Linked DNA regions of Homo sapiens: region 1 is linked to region 2. Evidence: chromatin loops called from intact Hi-C (ENCODE). Cell type or tissue: PC-9. All regions are shown on one strand.

Region 1 (8,000 bases), 52 kb after region 2:
TAGGGAGGCCTCTGAAGTGCTACTAAGTGAGGATGAGGTTCCAGCTGATCTCAGGATTCCAGCTGCCCCTCCAGGACAGAAGGCAGGTGAGTAAAGCTGTCCTGGACCCTCCAGACCAGTCACCTGCCAGCTTTCTCCCACGGAGCCACCTCAGTCAGTGTCCATGAAACAGAAGCAGCACTCGGCCAGGCCCTCCACAAACTCCTGACACAATATATCCTAAGACGTAATAAAACGGTGCTTGTTTTAAGCCACTAAGTTTGGGATAGTTTGCTATCCAGGAATAGGTAAGAGGGACAGGGAACTGCTGTTTTTTGTCATAAGACTTACATAACTCTTTTTGACTTCATAAAGTATATGGATGTCTCAATGGACAAAAGCCACCAAAAAAAATTTTAAGGTATTAAACCATCCTAGGAAACATGGCAAAACCCTGTCTCTACAAAAAATTCTCCAGGCATAGTGACCGTGCCTGTAGTCCCAGCTACTGGGGAGACTGAGGCGGGAGGATCACTCGAGTCCAGGAGGTTGAGGCTACAGTGAACCGTGATCGCACCACTGCACTCCAGCTTGGGTGACAGGGCAAGACCCTGTCTCAAAAGAAAAAAAAAAGGAATTAAATATAAAAGTAAACGCAAAGCCATGTAAAATCTTAAGTCTTAAGGAAAAAAATAACAAAAACAAAAAAACAGACCGGGTGCAGTGGCTCACACCTGTAATCCAAGCACTTTGGGAGGCCGACGTGGGTGGATCACAAGGTCAGGAGATCAAGACCATCCTGGCTAACACGGTGAAACCCCATCTCTACTAAAAATACAAAAAATTAGCCGGGCGTGGTGGCAGGCGCCTGTAGTCCCAGCTACTCGGGAGGCTGAGGCAGGAGAAACGCAGTGAGCCAAGATCATGCCATTGCACTCCAGCCTGGGCAGCAACAGTGAAACTCTGTCTCAAAAAAAAAAAAAAAAAAAAAAAAAAAAACCAGTTTGTCTGTCCTGGCCAGCTCGTCCCTATGCCACAGCCCTGCAGCCTCTGCCCTGCAGCCTCAGGCTCATCCAAGGGCCTGACACCAGCTCATCCCACCTCCTTTCCCAGTCCTCAAACCGACACCACATGCCAGCCTTCGCTACAACTGGGGTGCGGCCTCCGATTAAGCAAGCAAGCAGTTTTGGTGGGGGGGTGTGGAGGTAAAAACTGGCCCCCAAGTTAAGTGCCTCTGCAATTTAAAGTGGGGGGAGGGTGGTTTGCGGGAGTGCACAGCTGGCCCCCTCCCCCGCACCCACACACCCTGCTCCGCAGCTCTTGCGGTGCCTGGTGTCGGGCAAGCTCCGGCAGGTCCCTGCAGCCAGGCTCTGGGATAAGCTCCCTCCCTGCCGGCTCAGCTCCTGAGGAGGACCAGGGACAGAGACTCTCAGGAGCAGGGTAGAGGGTGGAAGGTCCACAGATCCTCAAAGGCCTCACTGGACCTCATGGCAAGGACGCCATGAATACTGTGCCTCCCAGGGTATGCGCGCTTGAGAATCAATCCAAGTGTTTGCCTCCTGCGTACACATGCTCAAGTTCTAAAGGAAAGTCTCACATGTCTTTATCATGACGCCAAATATTCATCGGGTGTGATTCTGATGAATATAGTAATCTCTATTCTAACTGCGGACACATCGAAAGCCCTCTGACATATGGCCGTCCAGGCAGCACCGACGCCGCACTCACAGACAGTTGAGTCTGGAGACAGCGCTGGGAGTCGGCGAGATAACTTGCTTGCTGGGTCCAGTGCTGGGGAGGCTGCCCGCAGCAGCTCGGTGGGTGCAAACACATGAATCGTAGCTGCGGGCAGGAGGAATATCAGGTGCATCTCTACGCCCCGAGGGCTCAACTCCTACACTTAAATCCCTCCCACTGGAACAGCAGGCTCCAGTTTCACCCAGCAAGCGTGAGAACAGGTACTGCTTCCTGAGCACCGCCAGCCACCGGCACCAAGACCGGCCACATCCCAGCACTGCCCACCTCTGGTAAGTACTCACTATTTCTTTTCAAATTCAAGTTTTATTTTAAAACTCTTCTCAGACGTATCTAAAATACCCAGCTGAACGCAGCGTTTGCTCCGTGTCTGCTCTGCCTTGCTCTGGGCTCCGAGGATTACTCAGGACCCAGCAGGTGCATGGCTGGGATGCAGACCACGATTACAAAACTTCTAATGAGGCTGACACTTTATTCTAAGAACATGAACAAGCTTATCTGGAAATTAACTCCTTGTTCTGCCCTAAAATTCATAAAAGTTAAACCAACACAAATTCATATTATTGCTTAACTGCTCCTAACCTCAAAAACAAACTACAATAAATGCTAACAAGAGGTAAGGGTCATATATATATGTGTGGTGTATGTACATTAGGGTGAATTTAGGGTTATATGTGTGGTGTATGTACATTAGGGCTGAATTTAGGGTTATATATATGTGTGGTGTATGTACATTAGGCTGAATTTAGGGTTATATATGTGTGGTGTATGTACATTAGGGCTGAATTTAGGGTTATATATATGTGTGGTGTATGTACATTAGGCTGAATTTAGGGTTATATATATGTGTGTGTGGTATATGTACATTAGGCTGAATTTAGGGTTATATATGTGTGGTATAAGTACATCAGGCTGAATTTAGGGTTATATATATGTGTGGTGTATACACATTAGACACAGCTGAATTTAGGGTTATATGTTTGTGGTGTATGCACATTAGACAGTGCCGAATTTACTATCTAGTTTAACTTTTAATAGTTTTAAAGTTTAAAATAAGTACATAAGCTTACATGAAGTTTAAAATTGGGCATAAGCTTTCGAAAACAAAACCAAACCAAAGGGGTTAAGTTTCTGTTTGGTTGTTAAGGTCTTCTGTACATATAGACACAGATACAAAAGGGTTTTTTTCCTTATATGAAATTTCTCATAAACTTGATTTGGAGGAGAACAATTACTGACCAAGCACAGTCCGTCCACATCTGTGCCCCTAATTTTCACTGCGCATTAGCAAAGGCCTTCCAGCATTTCTGACCGGAGTTTCAGGATGAGGCGGCGACTGTAAAGTGGTGAGCGTTTGTTTACGAGCTCAGGTCTGTAACTCGGGATCTCCTGCCGAAACTAGAGTTAAGAGCCCCTGGTTGTTTTTCTGGATCCATTCTTCCAAATTACATTCCCAAAGACTGTCTTTTCCCCAGGTCTTGGTTGTCCTGAGGTTTATCTTTCATTTTAAAGAACCGAAAGGCTGGGAGGGAGTGGCAGTCAATCACTGGAAAAGCTCAATTGGAGTAAAACTCACAAATCTCGTTCTTGCGACATCACAGTGGGTAGGCGACAATGGTGTGTCCTTGAGTTATGCAACAACGCCACATCACAATATTGTAATTACAGCATGCCCTTCACAATGCTCCAGCCGAGCAGGCTCCTTGCCAGACAGCTGGACACCACCAAAAGGAACATTACAGCACAATCTCAGGGCACAGGTTAGGACGCATGACAAGCATAGTTACCCAGCCTGTCACAGAAACGTCCCATAAAGTTAAACTGTAATTACTTCCGCTGTGTCCTATCAAAGTTTTTTTTTTTAAGAACTCTTTCTCTTGTCTATTTTTCAAAGTTCAAACTCCTTAGAAGCTTGTTAAGCATCCCAACTTCTCACTATTACCCTAACAACTGTCTGCTGCATTAACTGTCCACACTTAGGAACCTTTGGAAAGACAGTATATTGGCAATTTAGACACAACCCCATGGCCAACCGAAACCACTCACTCTTCAAAGCACTGTCTGTGTGGGCAGCTACGCCCCAACACCCGGCCCAGTGCACGTTGAGCAGGAAGAGAAGCGAGCTCTCAGCTCAGCGCACTTTCCAGAAGCCAAGTGCATCGGCTGAGCACACAACATTTAAAATATTTAGAAAGGCACAGAGTGGCATCTGTAAATATGGCAAGAAAAGCCTGGTGAAAGCTCAGCTGGATCCTGAGCATGTTTGAAGCCACTGCACCCCACTGTTCTTACGCCCTTTAGTGTAGACACTGTCTACATTGGCTGCTTGATCTGAAATAACTTGGAGAAAGAAGGCTTTGTGCCAGGCCAGGCTCGGAGGAGGTGTGTTGGAGAAGAGGGCACACATTAGCCAGCAGCAGTCAGGGAAGACTCTGCATAAGTATTTCAGCAACAGCCACCTTTGATCCAGATCTGGAAGCTCTGTGGCATGTCCACCCTGCTAACGCTTCCTGCCGATCCAGTGGGAAATGAGAGGAGGATGAAACCCTCCTTCAGGATCACACCGAGGTCTTCACTGTAAAACACGCTAGCACTGCAGTTCTCAAATGAAAGCAGATAATGAATGAGACTCTGCTTTATTAACAGACAGACAGACAGCTCTCCGGGCATGTTATTAACTAAAATGGAAACACACCTCCCCCAGGAGAGAAAGACGCTCCGCACTTCTTTATCCCCTCTAGAGAAAAACTGCACCTCTAAATACAAATCCAAATTACTGTAAACAGCTAGATTTCTGGGTTACACTGTTTGGGCAACAACATACTCTTTTGGGAATATTTAACACCAGCAGCTGCCAGAGTACAAAGTCGGGCTGGTAGAAACTGACCACACAGAGACTATTTCAAACGCTGTGCCCACAGACAGCTGTGACAGCCTGAGGTACTGGCCGTCGGGTTTGGTTTCTTCATCCTTATAAACCTCACTTAAGCAGGACACAGAACTCACAGGCTGACATCATCATCATTTGAAAGCTTACCAAAGCAACAATGTTATCCCACTTACTTCTCTGACACTATTGTAGTTTTACAGATCAGGTGACCTACGCCCGGCTTACAACTGAAGCAGCTGTGCTCCCTGTTTTAATTAGCAAATTGTGCAAGCCTGAGAGGTCGGTTTATCCAAGGTTACTAAAACCACTGCCCGAGACTCCATATCGACACCAATTCCCTTCGAGCAATTGAGCTCCAAACACTCTCACCACCAGGGGCTTCCTCCCTGCCACACCCGCTTACGTGAACTAACTGATCAAAGAACAAAAGGGCAAATCTGACTAGAAAACAGACATATTCATTTAAAAGCAATTATTTCCCTAATTACTATTTTGGGCAACAGCAGAGCTTACACGTAACCTGCCTGTTGTAAAGCTTTTGAGAAAATCTAACCAACACGGGTTTTGTGGGTTTTTTTGTTTTTTTGTTTTTTGGTTTTGTTTTGTTTTGTTTTTTTTTTTGCCTAAAAGTATCAGCAATGTGAAATAATGCTGCTTCGAAAACTGAAGTCCTCATTTTCTTAAATCCTGAGGGAATCATTTGCTCCTCTGAGCGCTTGTGTTTCAGGCGCTAGAGGTATCAGCAATGTGAAATAATGCGGCTTCGAAAACTGAAGTCCTCAATTTTCTTAAATCCTGAGGGAATCATCTGCTCCTCTGAGGGCTTGTGTTTCAGGTGCTAGAGGCGGCGTTTCGGTCTCGCGAGGACGCAGCTCTCACTTGATGAACATTTTGCAACTGTCATCGTTTCGATCCTGATGCTTCCAGCTAGTGATGAAATCATCAGCTTTCAGATCCCTGCCGTAACACATCCTATACAATCATGGGAACCTGACTTGCAGAGGTTCTCACGCCTTCAGAACCAGGGAGCGCGGCGAGGCATGCCGGCACAGGCCCCACTGACTGAGCTGGCTGGCCCAGCGTTTGGCTGGAACCAGGCACCCGGCTTCTCTACTTCCTGAAGGGAGGCAGGGAAACTGCTTTCATCACCCAGAGCAGGTCTGCCCCACACGGTAGGGACTGAGCCCATAAAGAATTATTTCACGTTCTTTCTTCTAATAGGGGGAAATTAGAAAGACAGAGCTATCATTACGTGTTTCATTTGCTTGGCCTTGACCCGGTGCCTTGTAGCTTCTGTGGCAGCCCACGGTGGGAGACGGGTGCTGAGCGCGGGGTCTGAGCCCAGGGTGTCACCCGACACCCTCCCTGGTTGTAGGGTAACAAACATCTTGTCCTCATCCAAACCGTGCCTCGCTGTCCCTGCTACACAGAAACTCATCACAGCGAAGGTGGCAGGTCAGCAGAGCCCCTTTTCTACCCAAACCACTTCTTAGTAAATAAATGTCTTAAAGAACTTAAAGTATGTTAATAGAGGCAGTTTGTAGGGGGAAGGGTGGTTGTGTTTTTAAGAATTATAAATAAATGAGCCAGGCACGGTGGCTCATGCCTGTAATCCCAGCACTTTGGGAGGCTGAGGCGGGCAGATCGCCTGAGGTCAGGAGTTCAAGACCAGCCGGGCCAACATAGTGAAACCCCATCTCTACTAAAATTACAAAAAAATTAGCTGGGCGTGGTGGTAGGCACCTGTAATCCCAGCTACTAGGGAGGCTGAGGCAGGAGAATCTCTTGAACCCAGGAGGCAGAGGTTGCAGTGAACCGAGATCGCACCACTGCCCTCCAGCCTGGGCAACAAGACCAAAACTCCGTCTCAAAAAAGAAAGAAAGAAAGAAATATGAATAAATCAGTAGAGAAACCAGTTTGCTGAGAACAAAATCAGAGCACTTCCCCAGAGTTCGGGGCAGCCATATGAAAGCCCAGCCACCACCCCTGGCCCCTGGCGTGTGGGAGGAAGGACACGGGTGCAGGGAGGAGGGGTGGCGCCTTGCTTCAGGGACAGCTGCCTCCTAGGCTCCCACACACGTTGCTCTATTTTCAAGGGGCGGCTTTTCACTTGACTTTTAGCCACCCTGATGTCTACACATAAAACCTCACAGACTCAAGAATGGGCACATCTGCCCATTCCTTAAAAAAAATACTGCAGTTGAAACAGTTTTCTTAAGTCATTTCCATTTAGCTTTTTTTTGAGGCAGGGTCTCATTCTGTTGCCCACCAGGCTGCAGTGCGGTGGTGGGATGACAGCTCCCTGCAGCCTCAATCTCCTGGGCTCAAGGGATCCTCCCACCTCGGCCTCCCAAAGTGCTGGGATTACAGGCATGAGCCACGGCCCCCAGCCCTCCATTTAACTTTACTTTAATGTATTTTTTTTTTATTATACTTTAAGTTCCAGGACACAAGTGCAGAACGTGTAGGTTACACAGGTAAATGTGTGCCATGGTGGTTTACTGTACCCATCAACCGATCATCTAGGTTTTAAGCCCTGCATGCATTAGCTATTTGTCTTAATGCTCTCCCTCCCCCCGACCCCCACCCCTAAACAGGCCCTGGTGTGTGATGTTCCCCTCCCTGTGTCCATGTGTTTTCACTGTTCAGCTCCCACTTATGGGTGAGACCATGCACGTTTGGTTTTCTCTTCCTGCGTTAGTTTGCTGAGGATGCTGGCTTCCAGCTCCATCCATTTCTCCCTGCGAAGGACATGATCGCGTTCCTTTTTATGGCTGCACAGTATTCCATGGTGTATATGTGCCGCATTTTCTTTATTCAGTCTATCACTGATAGGCATTTGGGTCATTTAACTTTATTTTTAAGCTGTTTGAAAATATTTAGACCCTAAAGACCTTTTCTTTTTTACATTTTTAATACGAATTAAAGTGCTTAGCCTTGATCCATTGCACCTCCACCCCATCTCCCACTCACCCTGTCTCCCAGGCACAGTTGCTGCTTGAGTCGCTCCAGGCCCAGCTGCCAGGTGGACAGTCCCAGACTCTCAAAGCCTTTGTTCTGGGACGGGTGCGGTGGCTCACGCCTCTAATCCCAGCACTTTGGGAGGCTAAGGCAGGTGGATCACCTGAGGTCAGGAGCTCGAGACCAGCCTGGCCCACATGGCAAAACCCCGTCTCTACTAAAAATACAAAAAAAATTAGCTGGGCATGGTGGTGGGCGCCTGTAATTCCAGCTACTCGGGAGGCTGAGGCAGGAGAATCGCTTGAACCCAGGAGGCGGAGGTTGCAGTGAGCTGAGATTGCGCCATGGCACTCCAGACTGGGCAACAAGGGAGAAACTCTGTCTCAAAAAAAGAAAAACAGCCTTTGTTCTCAG
Region 2 (8,000 bases):
TGTCCAATCAACATGAAACACAAGTTTCAGTCACTGTTCCCAATTCCATTTTTAATTTTTCACACAAAAACTACATTCCATTGAGTGGACATTACAGGATGAAAAAAGAAAATGGTGGTAGCTGATTTCTGACATCCAATCTGATTTTAGAGTATTCTATTTTTGTGATATACATTAAAGACTTACCTTATAACCAGGAAACAGTTGGATCTGTTACCGACGGCAAAATAGTCAGCTGTGGTCAAAATATCAATACCATGAGGGAAAGTGCCCTAATAAGAAAGTGGAAATGGGGGAAAAAGAAGAATTTGAATGAACAAAGGCATTTCACCAAGTTCAATAATCACATCCACAGACATTTACACTCATGAACCCCGAGCCCTGAGGCAGGTGGTGAGCAAGCCACACACCACAGACATGGCTCGCCGAGGACTTCCACGTCACACTGACTTCCTGACGGTCTACCCAGGCAACACCACGCTAAATCATTGAAACCACTCACAAGTATTTCATCTTTTTCAAACAACTCAAACATTTCCACTTCGGTACGTGGTAAGAGACCTTTCCCGAAAACATACACCGTAAACGGTCTTCAGGTCTCAACAGTGTTACAGCCACTGACCTCCATCGGCCTGAGCCCCATGCCACAAAGTGCCACAAAGCTGGCAGGTCGGTGCACACCAGAGCGAGCAGGCCTGGGTCAGGTCGGGGATGCAGCCGCCTGCACGGTCTACAAAGCCTGGACCAGAGCCCAGGCCTCACTCAGCAGTCCCGGGCAGGCAAGACGTTGACTGGGGGCAGCTGGCCCAGCCGGTTCTTGGGGGTGGTGACAGCTGACCCCAGAAGCATCGAGGACCAGCAGCCGCCGAGGCTCTGACATGGGAGAGGCGGCACCTCCTCCCACCCCGCCACGACAGCCTCCCAGTGGAGCCCCAGCTCCAGCCCCGCAGCCTACATGGTGTTACTGATACCACTCTCAGGTTCCAGGATGTGAAATTCTGGAAACAACATAAATAATTTCCTAAGAAAATACAAATGACAAACTTTAAACCCCACATAGAAAGCCTTACAGCTATAAACCACAGCAGGGTTTTTCAAAGGTCTCCCAAGCCTGCCCACCTCCGAGGCCGGGATTCAGATCCTTCCTTGACGTCTTTAACCCATTCATCACCACCCTGCACTTGACCATTAAAACCTCACACCTTCATGTAATAGCTTCGCAAGTCAACGTAACTGAACAGCCAGCACTCCTGAGAACACCCGGGGCCACATCCCTCCTTCCCACCAGGAGAGGCCGGAATGAGCAGGTACCATGCGGCTTTCTTCCAGCAAATCTCTCCCAAGGGTTACACTGGGAGCTTGGGCTGATGGAGATACCATAAACTTCTGCCTGAGGCTGCTGCAATCAGTGACAGCATGAGCATCCTTCACTGAACCGTGAACAGGGGAGAAACCTGCACCCAGGTGGAGCTGTTGCGGCTCACTCTGCAGAAAGACAGCAGGTGCCACAACCTGGGATGTCGCCCACTGGGGTACAACTCCATGCCCCACATCACAGCAGGCAGGAGCCCAGGGAAACATCCGGGGTGGCCCAGGACCAGGTCTCACCGAGAACAAGAACAAGGGGACTCTGTGTCCAGCATCCCCCCACGGTGAGAACAAAGCAAGACCAACACAGGGGCCAAGGCTCTGTCTGGCCAGGCTAGGGCTGGAACAACAGGCTCCGAGCAGACAAAAGCGGGCTCAGCTGCCCTGAGCCTCAACTTCCTCACCTGTGCAGGGGGGAAGTGGGGGGCCTGGGTGTGGACAGGCCACCACAAGGGCCTGATGGTGTCGGGGGCCTGGACAGCACTCGCCTAGGAGCAGGGTCATAGGGCTGGAATGTCGGACAGGCCCTGAACGTGGAAGCTGCCCATGGGTTAGTCACAACCTGCTCAAGAGCCCCTGGGCTCAGTAGGGAGAAGGCAGAGACCACTCAGGACCAGAGTCTCCAACTCCAGCCAAGACGAACCTGGACAGAGAAGCTGGTCCCTCGTCTCTGCCCCCAGCCCCCTCTGTGTCCCCCAGGCCGCTCCCCAACCACCCCCCATCCCTGCTGCTGTTACCCAGCGGCCTCCACTGTAACGCATTTCTTACAACTTCATTCCAAATCTGTGTATTAGAAACAGCCTCCTCCAAATCCGAGGGTTTTTAGGCTGCTTCCCTGTGTGCTATGCGACACGTCCACTCCCGTTTGCTTTGCCTTGCCAAGTTCTCGACCTTCTTCTCAAATGTTTCTATCCAACCTCAGCAGGACATGGCCGTGCGGGGCTGGGAGACGCTCCGCACCTGCGCGTCTTGCATTTCTTTCAAAGTCTGTGTCTCTTCAAAATCTGTGCCGCTTCTTCCACGAGGCTCCCGCTGCCGTCCGCATGCTGGTCACTGTGCAGGATGCTCTGAGACTCACACTGCTCAGGCTCAGGACTGAGGTGCAAGACTCCCGCACCCACGGGAATATCCCATTTTCTGGCTGCTTGCCTAAATTTAGACCAAGTGTAAAGGCCTTTCCTTTCCCTGTCAATCAATCCCCAACCTGAGCTGCCCCGATAAAGGTAACGTGGCTCAAATCCAGCCACACACACAGGGAGGCTGGTCAGCTCAGCTGCAGGGCCCCGTGGCTCCCTATGCGACTGGGCTGCTCCTCCCAGGAAGCAGCATCTGGGAACCCGGAACACAGAGTGATGGCGGAGTGCGCCCCAGGGCCCACCCAGCACGGTCGTCACCCCGGGCTCTGGCCTCAGCACGCCCCTCTCCAGTGGGGGCTCTGGAGGGGCTGGAAGCCCAGGGACAGGGAGACTTCTTCTCCTGGGCTCTCACTTTCCAGGAAGCTGGCAAGTCCCTAGGCTCAGCTAAGTGGTTTCCAACAAGCTCCTTCTTCCTCACAGCAGCCACACTCTCCACTCAAAAGACCAAACCTCGTTCACATTCTCCTTGGCCTGGGCGGCTCTTGCTGTCTGCACACCCAGGCTCCCCTTGCAAGGCTGGTGTCTCTTCCTAGTGAACTGGCTCCGACCAGGGCTCAGGGCTCTGAACACATGCAGGCCCCACGGCACCCCAAGGATGCTGGGTGGGCCTCGGCTGCCTCGGGCCAGCAAGAAGTAGTCACGCCCCTTCCTGGGCTCCGTCTACAGAAAGCCGCCCACACCACTCACGCCAGGCTCCTCCAGAACCATTTCAATAACAGGCGCAAGTCCTCGTCCGCCCGCCTCTCCAGCTGACTCTGGCATCCGGCTTTTCCTGTGGACTCATTTGGCCTCAATGCTTCCACTCCAGGTCAGACACCTTGCCTGGAGGGCTCCCCACAGGTCAGAAGGGTCCGCAGGCCCACGTCCACCCCATGCCGCCCCACACCACCTGGCCACAGCCCAGACCCCGGCTGCATTTGCTTTGCTGTCCGGGAACTCCAGAGCCTTCTCGGCTGACTTCTCGTGGGAACTTTGCTCCCCGCCCAGGTCCAGCCCAGACCCCGGTCCCCTCTCCGGCCTCTGTCCCACTCTCCTGCAAGACCCAACCACACGCCCAAGATGTGACGTCATCACACACAACATGAGTAACCTGGGGCCCCCCATTCACAGGCGAAGCTGACCAGTGACCAGATGTCAGGGTCAGAGGGCACAGCAAAAGCAGCCCCAGCATGATGTGGGGTCGTGGGGTCATGGGGTCCGTAGCTTCTGGGAGCTGACTTCTGGGCCCGTCTATGGTCTGGATGAGGCACAAGCTGACGTCAACAGAGCCAGCTCCTGCTCTGTGTGGGATGAGGCGGGGTCAGGTCTGCGTCCCCGCAAGGCCAGGCTGGTCCCAGGGACCCGCCCCACCCTGCAGAGCCACATTATGTGGCTCTTGGCAACGTGTAAAGCACAGCTTTCCGGCCTGTGTGTGTAAATTACTGTACATGCAGGTTCCCTGTGAAACAGGACTCGCTGTTTAACATGTGCGTCCTATAGTGAACTCATGACCCTGGCATTGATGTAGCCACACCACATCTCACAGTGCGAGAAGACACCAGGGTTATAGCTCTCAAGATTCCTACCTATAAACCCGCAGGAAGTTTTTGGAATAAAGGTGTTTGAAAGCAGCCATACCTGTCTCCCCACATTCTCCTGGAAGGCGGCCTGCGGAGCAAAGAACAAACACAGCAGGTGAGCGAGGTCAGCTTCCGCCAACACCAGAGGCAAGTTCAGAACAAACAGCACAACGTGAATGACCCACGGCTTTATTTTTTAAATAAAAGCCCTCATTGTTGGCTGAACAGAGCCTCAAGGTGCGTCACTCTGTTTTTACGTCCTGGTGCTCTTTAAAACCACAATTTAAGAATTCAAGTTTATAAAATCAGACACATCCTGAAAAGTGGCCTTTACCACTGAGCCTCCCAGCAGCACCCACGCGGAGGCCCCGGCTGTCAACTCAGAGAGACAGACAGGCAGGTTAAATCAAAGCCCAGAGCCCGAACACTCTTCCTCAGGAGTGAGGCAGCTCATGGTCACCAACTGGCACCACGTGCCGCCCTCCAGGGAGGGCGCCCTGCCCGCACCCATGGCACGGTGTCAATAGGCTCTCCAGGCCGAGTCCCAGGGCCGGGCACAGGCCCAGAGCAAGGGCTGCTGAAAAGGTCAAAATGTGAACTTCAACAGGATGAAGTGCTTCCAGGAGGCCTCTCATGTCCTCCCCAAACACCCTGCCCCCCTTAGGCGCACCGACCAGGCAGAGCAGGTTACCTGGGCAAGGTGACAACCACACCTCCCTTCCCATGTGTCACCAGCTGGTGCCCCGTCCTTCCCAAAAGCACCCGGGCTCCGAGTTCTCAGGGCTGGAGACACAGGAGACTTCAGTGTCCCAGGAAGACCCAGCAAAGTGCACCCACGGCCACACCACACACACCACCAGCAAGGGGCGAGGCCAGGGAGGCTGGCGGCTTCAGGGACCACGCTCTGGAGGAGCGACCTCCCGCCTGGCAGGATTCCTGCCAACACTCGCCTGGGGGCTTCCTGAGAGCAAGGTTGAGCGATGGCTGCTGGGAGGAGCACACACAGACGGGCACCAAGTAAGGAGCCGAACACAGCCACCCAGGGTCTGTGCCCCCACCCCCCAGGGAAAAGGAGCAGACGCGCCCACCACCTCTGGCCAATCACACAGAAACCAGACGTGCGGGTGGCTCCAAGGCAGACCCCTGGGCTGGGCTGGAGATTGGAGGAAACAGGCGCTTCACAGCAGGCTGGGAGGAGGCCTGACTGCTGCTTTGCAAATTTGTAACTTTTGTGATAAATTCATTAGGAAAGTAAGAAACAAAACCCGCCAAAAGGCAATGCAACAAAGATATACTGTAACATCAATTTAACATACACTATTAGGAAGACATGTACCATTCCAGTGGTATCTAAAAGATGTTTTAAAAATTCAAGATTTATGTGGAAAAGCACAAGCCCTAAAACAGGGAAAACAGTCCTGAGAAAGAAGACGCTGGGAGGCATCTCCCTGCCCAGTGCGAAGGCTGACTATGCACAGCAGCATCGCAGCACAGCCCGTCACACAGTGTGCGCTGGCAGAACAGACACGCAGACCAACCAGCAGAACAGAAAACACGGGACAGCATCCCCGGGACCGGGCGAGGTGGAGTTCCCAGACCTTAAGAAAGTCTTCACGTCTTAAAAAGCACTAAAAACATGAGCCACAAAAACAAAAAACTGATCGAGACCCCAGCAAAATTAAAAAATTAAAAACTCTTGCCCTATGAAGAGGACGGAAAGATGAGCTACAGACTGGGAGAAAGCCAAACGCAAATCCAACAGAGGACCAGAATCCTACATATGTAAAGAGTGCCCTAAACTCAAGAACTACAAAAAACAATCCACTTAGAAATGAGTAAAAGACCTGAGCAGACATTTCACCAAAGAGGAGGTACAGACGGCAAGTAAGCCCGTGAAAGATGCTCCACACCATCAGGCATGACAGAAACGCAGGTAAAGACCACAACGACGTATCACCACATGCCTGTCAAAAAGGCCGACACAGAAAACAGTGGCCATGTCAGACACAAGCGAGGACAGAGAAAGGCAGGGCTGCGGGCAGGTGGTGGTGCGAACGTGAATGGTGCAGCTGCTCTAGAAAGCAGTTTAAATGTCCAACTACCACGACCCAGAAACTACTCCTGGCATTTAACCCAGAGAAATGGAAGTTACACTCACACGAAAACCTGAGCACGAATGTTTACAGCAGCTTAAAGACTAGAAACCATCCTGATGTCGTAATACATGAATGGTCACACAAACCACGGCACCACTCAGCAACAGAAGCAGCAAACCAGCACCACCCACCACGCTCGGGGTGGGTCTCCAGAGAGCTGTGCCGAGAGAAGAAAGCTACAGCATTAGAGGCCACAGAGTCCATTTACACAGCATTCTCGAGATGACAGAATAGAATAGGCAACGGAGAGCCGACCGGTGGCTGCCAAGGGTCAGGAGAGGGAAACAGCAGGGACTGTGGGCAAAGCAGTAGCACAGGCCTCTCGGGAAGACAGGGCTGCTGTGTATCCTGATTGTGGTGGTGGATACGTGAATTTGTATGTGATACAATCACACAGAAGTAAACGCGTGAGCGCACGTGCGCGCGCGCGCACACACACACACACACACACACACACACACACACACAGAGTACAGGTAAAACCAAGGAAGAAGGAATAAGACTGGTGGGTTGGCTCAATGTTCTAGGCTGTGATGTTCCATTGCGGTTTTGCCAGATTTCATCATGGAGGCAATGGTGAAACACGCATGGGCTCTCCCTGCATTAGTCTTTAAAACTCCATGTAAATCTCCGCCAGGCACAGTGGCTCACGTCTGTAATCCCAGCACTTTGGGAGCCGAGGCAGGCAGATCACTTCAGGTCAGGAGTTCGAGACCATCCTGGCCAACATGGTGAAACCCCGTCTCTACTAAAAATACAAAAAGTAGCCGGGCATGGTGGTGCACGCCTGTAATCCCAGCTACTCGGGAGGCTGAGGCAGGAGAACTGCTTGAACCCGGGAGGCCGAGGTTGCAATAAGCCAAGATCGCACCACTGCACTCCAGCCTGGGTGACAGAGTGGGAGGGGAGGGGAGGGGAGGGGAGGGGAGGGGAGGGGAGGGGAGGGGAGGGGAGGGGAGGGGAGAAAACTGCATATAAATCTCAATTATCCCAAAATAAAAAGTCACAAATAGAGGTCAGACACTATGTATCAAACGAAATGCTGGAAGAAAAAGATTTAAAATCTTCTCAGTTAAATGTAGGCTTTAAGTGCCTTTACTTTAACTGTGAGTGAACGGGGCCCCATCTCCCTTCCTCATGATGAACAAGAAGCCACGACCACACCCCATCTCTACTGCCCATTCCTTCCCCGCCGGGAGACATGTCTTCTTGCAATGTCAGCACGTTTGGGGGTCTGCTAGATTCCTTCCAATATGCAGAAAAACCAGCATTCAGCAACGAACACAGCTGGAACTGTTTTCACAAACTCACTCACACACTGACTGCCTGAGTCGCCATGCTCCTGCCAATGCTGAGAACCAGCTGCAGCACCTTCCTCACAGCGTTGCTGGGAGGGTCACAAACCATGGGATGGACGACCGCGGCCAGTCTTGACATGGGAGCACCAGGGCAATGCAGGGCGTCTAGAGTTCAGGGGCAAGGGACCGTGTCCAGCCCCAAGGAGGGACAGGACTTCAACGCCTTTTGCTGCTGCCTCCTGGCCGGTGCTGAAGAGGCCTCAGGGCCTCACAGGGGTGACCTCACCCAGTGACACAGCGTCAAACAGGAAGCCAAGCTGAGCCAGAAAGACCGAGACATTGTTATCTGAAAGCAGCAGCTCCAAAAAATGATTCCCAATTATGAGGCCCTCAATCCTCACATTTCCAACTAAGCTTCAAAAAGGTGTCTTTTACCTTTGGCTGTTTTAATTTTGCAAGCTACAGGGTAAGCTAGGTGCACTC

Evidence for each region. Hi-C counts contacts between places; a loop is a spot of excess contacts. Peaks named below come from ENCODE experiments on the same cell type or tissue, not always from the same donor. Only the 100,000 strongest peaks of a DNase experiment are listed, where the experiment ranks them.
Region 1: a loop joins it to region 2, with 8 times the contacts of the local background. A loop is called at or near these places in 11 of 110 quality-filtered maps.

Annotation. Positions count from the first base shown.
Region 1 is chr17:82,833,933-82,841,932 of GRCh38, reverse strand. The region is part of intron 13 of TBCD (tubulin folding cofactor D); the gene reads right to left. It overlaps ZNF750 (zinc finger protein 750), which reads left to right and starts at 1,911. Exons shown (of 3, transcript NM_024702.3): 1 at 1,911-2,006. RefSeq lists an enhancer at 3,879-4,380. In PC-9, no CTCF peak of the experiment used is centred here; DNase peaks (open chromatin) are centred at 1,882 and 3,382; H3K4me3 peaks cover 2,405 bases; H3K27ac peaks cover 3,420 bases.
Region 2 is chr17:82,885,819-82,893,818 of GRCh38, reverse strand. TBCD (tubulin folding cofactor D) reads right to left here. Exons shown (of 39, transcript NM_005993.5): 16 at 4,122-4,151; 17 at 187-272. Among named protein-coding and RNA genes, the nearest start is that of ZNF750, 50 kb to the right of the region's middle. RefSeq lists an enhancer at 7,940-8,000. In PC-9, no CTCF peak of the experiment used is centred here; DNase peaks (open chromatin) are centred at 4,178, 4,718 and 7,778; H3K4me3 peaks cover 1,673 bases; H3K27ac peaks cover 5,110 bases.